Regions from separate parts of the Homo sapiens genome. Here regions 1 and 3 are each linked to region 2. Evidence: read pairs that join two places in POLR2A ChIA-PET (ENCODE). Cell type or tissue: PC-9. All regions are shown on one strand.

The links. Peaks named below come from ENCODE experiments on the same cell type or tissue, not always from the same donor. Only the 100,000 strongest peaks of a DNase experiment are listed, where the experiment ranks them.
Region 1: POLR2A ChIA-PET joins it to region 2 with 6 read pairs; 7 of 35 experiments call an interaction of 5 or more read pairs at or near these places.
Region 3: POLR2A ChIA-PET joins it to region 2 with 9 read pairs; 3 of 35 experiments call an interaction of 5 or more read pairs at or near these places.

Annotation. Positions count from the first base shown.
Region 1 is chr19:48,973,872-48,976,371 of GRCh38, forward strand. It overlaps GYS1 (glycogen synthase 1), which reads right to left. Exons shown (of 16, transcript NM_002103.5): 11 at 749-862; 12 at 342-468. Among named protein-coding and RNA genes, the nearest start is that of FTL, 9.8 kb to the left of the region's middle. RefSeq lists an enhancer at 2,401-2,500. In PC-9, no CTCF peak of the experiment used is centred here; no DNase peak of the experiment used is centred here.
Region 2 is chr19:49,148,257-49,150,756 of GRCh38, forward strand. It overlaps PPFIA3 (PPFI scaffold protein A3), which reads left to right. Exons shown (of 30, transcript NM_003660.4): 24 at 1-2; 25 at 410-507; 26 at 737-912; 27 at 1,001-1,069; 28 at 1,291-1,462; 29 at 1,824-1,895; 30 at 1,980-2,500. The coding sequence ends at 1,882. Among named protein-coding and RNA genes, the nearest start is that of HRC, 5.9 kb to the right of the region's middle. RefSeq lists an enhancer at 1,267-1,486. In PC-9, no CTCF peak of the experiment used is centred here; DNase peaks (open chromatin) are centred at 1,155, 1,655 and 2,225; H3K4me3 peaks cover 2,255 bases; H3K27ac peaks cover 1,013 bases.
Region 3 is chr19:49,455,947-49,458,446 of GRCh38, forward strand. The region is part of intron 1 of ALDH16A1 (aldehyde dehydrogenase 16 family member A1); the gene reads left to right. Among named protein-coding and RNA genes, the nearest start is that of ALDH16A1, 4.0 kb to the left of the region's middle. In PC-9, no CTCF peak of the experiment used is centred here; no DNase peak of the experiment used is centred here.

The DNA.
Region 1 (2,500 bases), 170 kb before region 2:
GATGGGCACTGGGAACGTCTTACGAGGAGACTTGGCCACACTCGGCTGTATTTGTGAATTGTGCATTTCATTGCCACTATTTGGGGGGCCACTGCTTTCTGGGAGAAAGCAGTGTGAACTGTGACATCCAGTTCACTAGTCCTCAAAACCCAGTCTTCTAGTTTCTCAATACATGAGCTATTGTATCACAAAAGCACGCGCTGTAGCAGAACAGGTGATTACCATTGTTCCTGTTTTGCAAAGAAGGCAACAGGCTCAGAGAAGGCCAGTGCCTCGCCCCAAGACATGCTAGCTCTGACTAGGATGCCATGACCACGCTGTCCCCTGCCCACTACACTCACCCGGTGTGTAGCCCCAAGGCTCATAGTAGGAGGGGAAGACTCCAAGGTGACAGCCACGGACAAACTCCTCATAGTCCACAGGGAGCAGGGGGCTTGTGGAGGAGAGGAACTCCGGGTGGAAAATCACCTGGTAGTGAAAAAGAAGGACTCAGCCCAAGTGCCTTATTTAGCTAAGCCCTGAGATCCCAAGGTGGCCCAGAGAGGGTAAAAAGCTTGTCTAGCATCACACAGCATGTGTTTGGCAGGACCAATGTTCAAACCCAGGTCTGCCTGCCTCAGAAGCCAGGGTTCTTTCTAACCACAGCAATACCTTTGATAAAACTTATAGGGGAATGGAGTGTGTGAGGCCCAGGACCCAACCCCTTCCCTCTGCCGTGCCCAACCCAGCCCTGACCAAATGCCCTCACCTTCACCCTGTCGGCACTGCTATTGAAGAGGCCGATTCGGCGGATGGTGGTCAGGATGGGGTCTGAGGAGTCATCCAGCATATTGTGGGTGCACACAGGGGGGAAAGACTGCCGCTGCAGGAGCCACAAGAAGGGTAAGGGGTCATGGAAGGGACAGAGAACTCCCTACTTCCTCATGAGCCATGCGGACCCTGGGGGAGCCAAGGAGACCACAAATGCACCGGACGTGGGGCAACAAACCCAAGTGATCACCAGGAGTTGTGGATTCCCACTAGTACAACCTGTAAAGGTTTTCTTTCTTTTCTTTTAAATTATTATTATTTATTTTTGAGGCGGAGTCTCGCTCTGTCGCCCAGGCTGGAATGCAGTGGCACAATCTCGGCTCACTGCAAGCTCCACCTCCCAGGATCATGCCATTCTCCTGCCTCAGCCTCCCGAGTAGCTGGAACTACAGGCGCCTACCACCACGCCCGGTTAATTTTTTGTATTTTTAGTAGAGACGAGGTTTCACTGTGTTAAATCAGGATGGTCTAGATCTCCTGACCTCGTGATCCACCTGCCTTGGCCTCCCAAAGTGCTGGGATTACAGGCGTGAGCCATTGCGCTCAGCCTAATTTTTTTTTTTTTTTTTTTTAATAGAGATGGGGTTTCACTATGTTGGCCAAGTTGGTCTCGAACTCATGGGCTCAAGCGATGCATCCGTTTTGGCCTCCCGAAGTGCTGGGATTACAGACATGAGCCACCACACCTGGCCTGGAAATGTTTTCCTTCCCTTAACCACCATGAGCTTCAAAGAACTAGAATTCCCAGCTGTCTTTGAGGCAAAGCCGTGTTAGCAACTCCCTTACCTCCAAGGACTATGAGGAGTTGCAGCTACCTTGTTCTGTACTCTGGGCTCTATTATTAAAGAAACCCAAAGGAAATATAACTATCCCCAGTCAATGGGGGTGGAGACTGTGCCAATATGGCAGCAAGCTTTGGAGACTGCTGGGAGTTGTAGTTTCCTTATGAAAATTCACTTCCAACCACCAGGCGTGGTGGCTCACGCCTGTAATCCCAGCACTCTGGGAGGCCGAGGCAGGAGGATGACGAGGTCAGGAGATCGAGACCATCCTGGCTAACACGGTGAAACCCCGTCTCTACTAAAAATACAAAAAATTAGCCAGGCGTGGTGGTGGGTGCCTCAGGAGGCTGGGGCAGGAGAACGGCATGAATCCGGGAGGCGGAGGTTGAAGTGAGCCAAGATCGCGCCACTGCACTCCAGCCTGGGCGACAGAGCGAGACTCCGTCTCAAAAAAAAAAAAAAAAAAAAAAAAGAAGAAAAAAGAAAATTCACCTCCAACCCTAACAAAGGCCCAAAGAAACCACAATTTCCAAGAGTCTCTGGAGCAAGACAGAGCTAGTGTGATAGGAAGTCCTGAGGACTGCTGGGGTGTATAGTTCTTAGCAACTGTTCCATCATAGCTCATTAAAGATTTTACTTACCACCACTCTACTGAGTCTAGGGGCCCGAGAAACTACAACTCCCAGCATCCCGATGGCAGAAACATTCATAATGAGGTGGGCTGCTTTAGGGACTATTGGAAATTATAGGTTAGCCAAAAGCAGTTCACGTTTTGTTTCTACAACTTAGCTGTCTGGGTTTCCATTCCCCAGGAAATGGCTCCCCAATGTAGACCACAAGTACTGAAGTCCCTGGACCCCAGAGAATGAAAGAACTCTAACTCCCAGAAGCCTCTGGACAAGGGAAGC
Region 2 (2,500 bases):
AGGTGGGGGCTGCCTGGCCAGTGGGGACAGTCCAAAGGGAAGCCCCACCCCAGAGAGTCTTTGGCCAATAGGATTGGCCATGGGAGATTCCCAGGCTTATCTTGGCCCTTTTAGCCTGAGTTCTCAGGAAATCCTGACTCTGTGCTCCTTTCACCAATGAGATGGTCCACAGGAAAAGTTCAGATCCTGAAATGGCTTGGCTAGTTAACCCTGGACCCCTTCCAGGCTGGCCAGTAGGAAGTGCCTATTATTGAAAATGCCTCACCTCCTGAGGGGGTCAACAGTCAATAGAACTTATCAGCTCCCCACCCTTTCCAAGAAGAGCGCAGCCAGTGGGGAGGGACCCGTAGGAGCAGCAGTCTAGGGGACTGGAAAGCTCATCCGTGACTCCACTTCCCCTGCTGCTCAGGGTGAGTCTACATTATGGGATTATGTGCCTGAAACGGCTCAACTATGACCGGAAGGACCTGGAGCGGAGGCGGGAAGAAAGTCAGACCCAGATCCGAGGTGAGTAGAGCCTAAGGGTCCCTTTGGGAGCCAGGTGGAGGGCGTGGAGCTGGATGGGGAGGAGAGGGGGTAGGGGGAGACCGGAGAAGCAAATTGGCACCATAACCGTGGGGGTGGAGCCAGCGTGGGGGGCGTGGCCCGAAGAGACCAAATGGAGGTGGAGGTATGGGCTAAACTGAACTCTCCAGGCCACGGGAGGGGCACGGCTGAGGGTCCCTTCCGTCCCCAGACGTGATGGTGTGGTCCAATGAGCGGGTCATGGGTTGGGTGTCCGGGCTGGGCCTGAAGGAATTTGCCACGAACCTCACGGAGAGCGGGGTACACGGGGCACTGCTCGCCCTGGACGAGACCTTCGACTACTCCGACCTGGCCTTGCTCCTGCAGATCCCCACGCAGAATGCACAGGTGAGCTGCCGCTGGGCCCGGAGCATGCTGGGCGTCCCCACCTCGCAGACTGCACGCTCCAACCGCCCCCTCCACCTCCTCTTTCCAGGCCCGGCAGCTTCTGGAGAAGGAATTCAGCAACCTTATCTCCTTAGGCACAGACAGGCGGCTGGACGAGGTGGGCGCGGCAACAGCTCAGAGGGCTCTGCTCCCAGCGGCTCCTCGAGAGGCTGAGCTGAGGGGGCGGGGCCTGACTATTAATGGTCACGGTTGGAGGCGGGGCCAGGAGAGGGGCGGGGTTAAAGGAGAGGTGAGACCCGGAGAGGGGTGGAGTCAAAGGAAGGGGCGGAGTCAGACAAGGCAGGAGTCCCTCACCGGCTGTCCGGCTCCTATACCTAGGACAGCGCCAAGTCTTTCAGCCGCTCCCCATCCTGGCGGAAGATGTTCCGGGAGAAGGACCTCCGAGGCGTAACTCCCGACTCAGCTGAGATGTTGCCCCCCAACTTTCGTTCGGCTGCAGCGGGAGCCCTGGGCTCTCCGGGGCTCCCTCTCCGCAAGCTGCAGCCAGAAGGTGGGGGGCTCCCAAATGCGACAGCCCTTCCTCGCTTCCCTAGGGTGGGGCATGGACCACCTCAGTAGTCCGGGTTCTGGAATGGCCTAGTCCTTTCTCGCCCACCCCTGAGGAATGGACTGCTCCAACGTTCCGGACTCCCCCGTCAGGATGAAATGGATAAATCCCACTCCCCCTTCCCAGGGCGGGAGTGAACTCGCCCAATGCGAGTTTGAGTCCTTGGCTGCGGGGAAGGGAGGGAAACCCATGTGGAGCCCGGCGATCGTTGTGACATCGGGAAGGGAAGTCCAAAGGGAGGAATCCTGGAGAGGAACAGGGAGGAGGGTGCTCCAGGCTGAACCGCTGCTCGCTCTCCCTCCAGGCCAGACTTCTGGGAGTTCCCGGGCAGACGGCGTTTCGGTCCGGACCTATTCCTGCTAGTGCAGGCCTCCAGGTGAGGACCGTGCTGGGCGACCTTGGGGGTGCGGGGCGGCACGGTGGATCTTCACTGCTCCACGCGCTGCCCGGCGTCATGCAGGTGACCTCACTCGGACGGAAGAATCTTCCCGAGGCTGGGCTGTTCCCTCTCCTGCCCGGACTGTGGCCTCGCCGGGGAGAGCGGGCGGGGGAGCTCGCGCCGAGGACTGGACCATCTGTACAGACCAGCGGGAGTGCGCGCGCCCGCCTCGCACAGGGCCGGGGCCTGGACCAAACCACATGAACTGGACTGAGAGGGGGAAGAAGCGGGGAGGAAGAAATCCCGCCCCAAACGTCCGCTTTCCTTTTCTCTACTTTGTAATTTATTGATCAGTTTCTGTTGGGAGACGGGTGTCCTTTACCCGCGGGAAGGGGGCGGGGCTTCCCTCCCGGGCCGCATGCGGGGAGAGGCTGCTCCCTCCCCTTTTTCCTGCCCAGTCGCGGGGCCCAAGTCTTCCTTCTTCGTCCGAAAGGAGGGGAGGGGGGACTCGCTGCTACAAGCCTCGCCCCCTGTGCCACTCAGCTCCGCCCCGCCGCGTCCGGTCGCCGGTCCCCCGGGTCATCTGCGGGCGGGTTCCCCTC
Region 3 (2,500 bases), 310 kb after region 2:
CTTGAAAATAAAATTCCAAAATGTGTCAACATTTGGCTCAACTTCCCTGACAAAAGTCATCTGGGACCAATAGCTCCTGTCTTTTCCATGAATCGTTAAGCTCCTCTTCTCATCCAGGCCCTCTTCTCAGGCCTCCTGGAACCCTCTGGACATTCTTTTGGAATTTTGTTTTTCTTTTGGGGGGAAGCTTTCCAACTTGCACAGAATAATTAGCATTTATTTTGAACTCCTGTTTACCCATCACTGTGCCTCAACCATCATCAACATTTATCCCAGCGCTGTTTCCTTCTGTATTTTCTTTGGAGTAATTTAAACAAATCCTGGATGTCACAGTATTTTCCTATAAATATTTGAATCCTTTCTTCTAACAGATAAGGGCTCATTTTGTTACAAAACTACCATGGTCTGTTACCACACTTAACATTAAGTCATTCTTTTTGTTTTTTGTTTGTTTGTTTGAGACAGGATCTTACTCTGTCGCCCAGGCTAGCATTCAGTAGCGTTCATAGCTCACTGCAGCCTGAAACTCCTGGACCCAAGCAATCCTCCCACCCCAGCCTCCTGACTAGCTGAGACTACAAGTGTGCATCATCATGACTGGCAAATTTTTTACTTTTATTTTTGTAGAGATGGGGTCTTGCTGTGTAGGTCCAGACTAGTCTCAAACTCCTCAGCTCAAGCAATCCTCCCGTCTCAGCGTGGGAAAGTGCAGGGATTACAGATGTGAGCTACCATGCCCGGCCAACAATCATTCTTTAATGTCATCTGATGCCCAGTTCATGTTCAAATATCCCTGACTTTCTCACAGATGTCTCTCTCCCTGTGGGCGTTTGAGTTTGGAACTTCTAAGTAACTTTTTTGCTTTAAAGAGAAAGGAGAAGCCAGGCACAGTGGCTCATGCTTGTAATCCCAGCACTTTGGGAGGCCGAGGCGAGTGGATCACCTGAGGCCAGGAGTTCGAGACCAGCCTGGCCAACATGGTAAAAACCCATCTCTACTAGAAATATATAAATTAGCTGGGCATGGTGGCGGCCGCCTGTAATCCCAGCTACTTGGGAGGCTGAGGTAGGAGAATCACGTGAACCCAGGAGGCGGAGGTTGCAGTGAGCTGAGATCGCACCATTGCACTCCAGCCTGGGAGACAAGAGCAAGACTCCATCTCAAAAAAAAAAAAGAAAGAAGGGCCAGTAAGAGAAAAATCAGGAATATGTGACATCAGAGATGCTAGGGGAGTCTGTAGAAGGAGCAAGTGAGCAGTGTGCTTTGGATTTAGCATCAGGGAAGACGTGACCAGGATGAGAAAGAAATATGGAGGAGAAGTCCGGGCGCAGTGGCTCACGCCTGTAATCTCAGCACTTTGGGAGGCCGAGGCGGGCGGATCACGAGGTCAGGAGATCAAGACCATCCTGGCTAACACAGTGAAACCCCATCTCTACTAAAAATACAAAAAAATTAGCCAGGCGTGGTGGCAGGCGCATGTAGTCCCAGCTACTCGGGAGCCTGAGGCAGGAGAATGGCGTGAATCCAGGAGGCGGACCTTGCAGTGAGCAGAGATCGCGCCACTGCACTCCAGCCTGGGTGACAGAGCAAGACTCTGTCTCAAACAAAAAAAAAAAAAAGAAAGAAAGAAATATGGAGGAGATGTGGTGAGTGAGATGTGGTAAAAAAATTTTTTTTCTTTGAGACAGAGCCTTGCTCTGTTACTCAGGCTGGAGTGCAGTGGCGTGATCTTGGCTTACTACAGCCTCTACCTCCTGGGCTCAAGTGATCCTCCCACCTCAGACTCCCAGGTAGCTGGGACTACAGGCACTCACCACCACACCCGGCTAACTTTTTGTATTTTTTGTAGAGATGAGCTTTCACCATGTTGCCCAGGCTGGTCTTGAATGCCTAGGCTCAGACCACCTCGGCCTCCCAAAGTGGACTCCAAATAGGTGCCACTGTTGTGGCACCAGCCCAAGGACTCAGTTGAGACCCTAATTGAATGAATTAAAGATGTTGACACATCCATAATCCCAGCACTTTGGGAGGCCAAGGCGTGCAGATCACTTGAGGTCAGGAGTTCAAGACCAGCCTGACCAACATGGTGAAACCCCGTCTCTACTAAAAATACAAAAACAAAACTAGCCGCATGTGGTGGCGGGCGCCTGTAGTCCCAGCTACTCAGGAGATTGAGGCGGGAGAATAGCGTGAACCCAGGAGGCGGAGCTTGCAGTGAGCTGAGATCATGCCACTGCACTCCAGCCTGGGTGACAGAGCAAGACTCAGTCTCAAAAAAAAAAAATGAAAAAATGTTCTAGAACTAGAGTGGTGATGGTTACACAACACTGTAAATGCACAGAATGCCACTAAACTGCTGAACTATACACTTTGAAATGCTCTATTTTACCACAAACTTTTTTTTTAAAGCAATAGGAGGAAAAGAATTAGCTGATGGGGCAGAGGGAGACAGACGTCCCCTCCTAGAGGATTCTGGGTAGGGGTTGAACTGCCCCAGCTC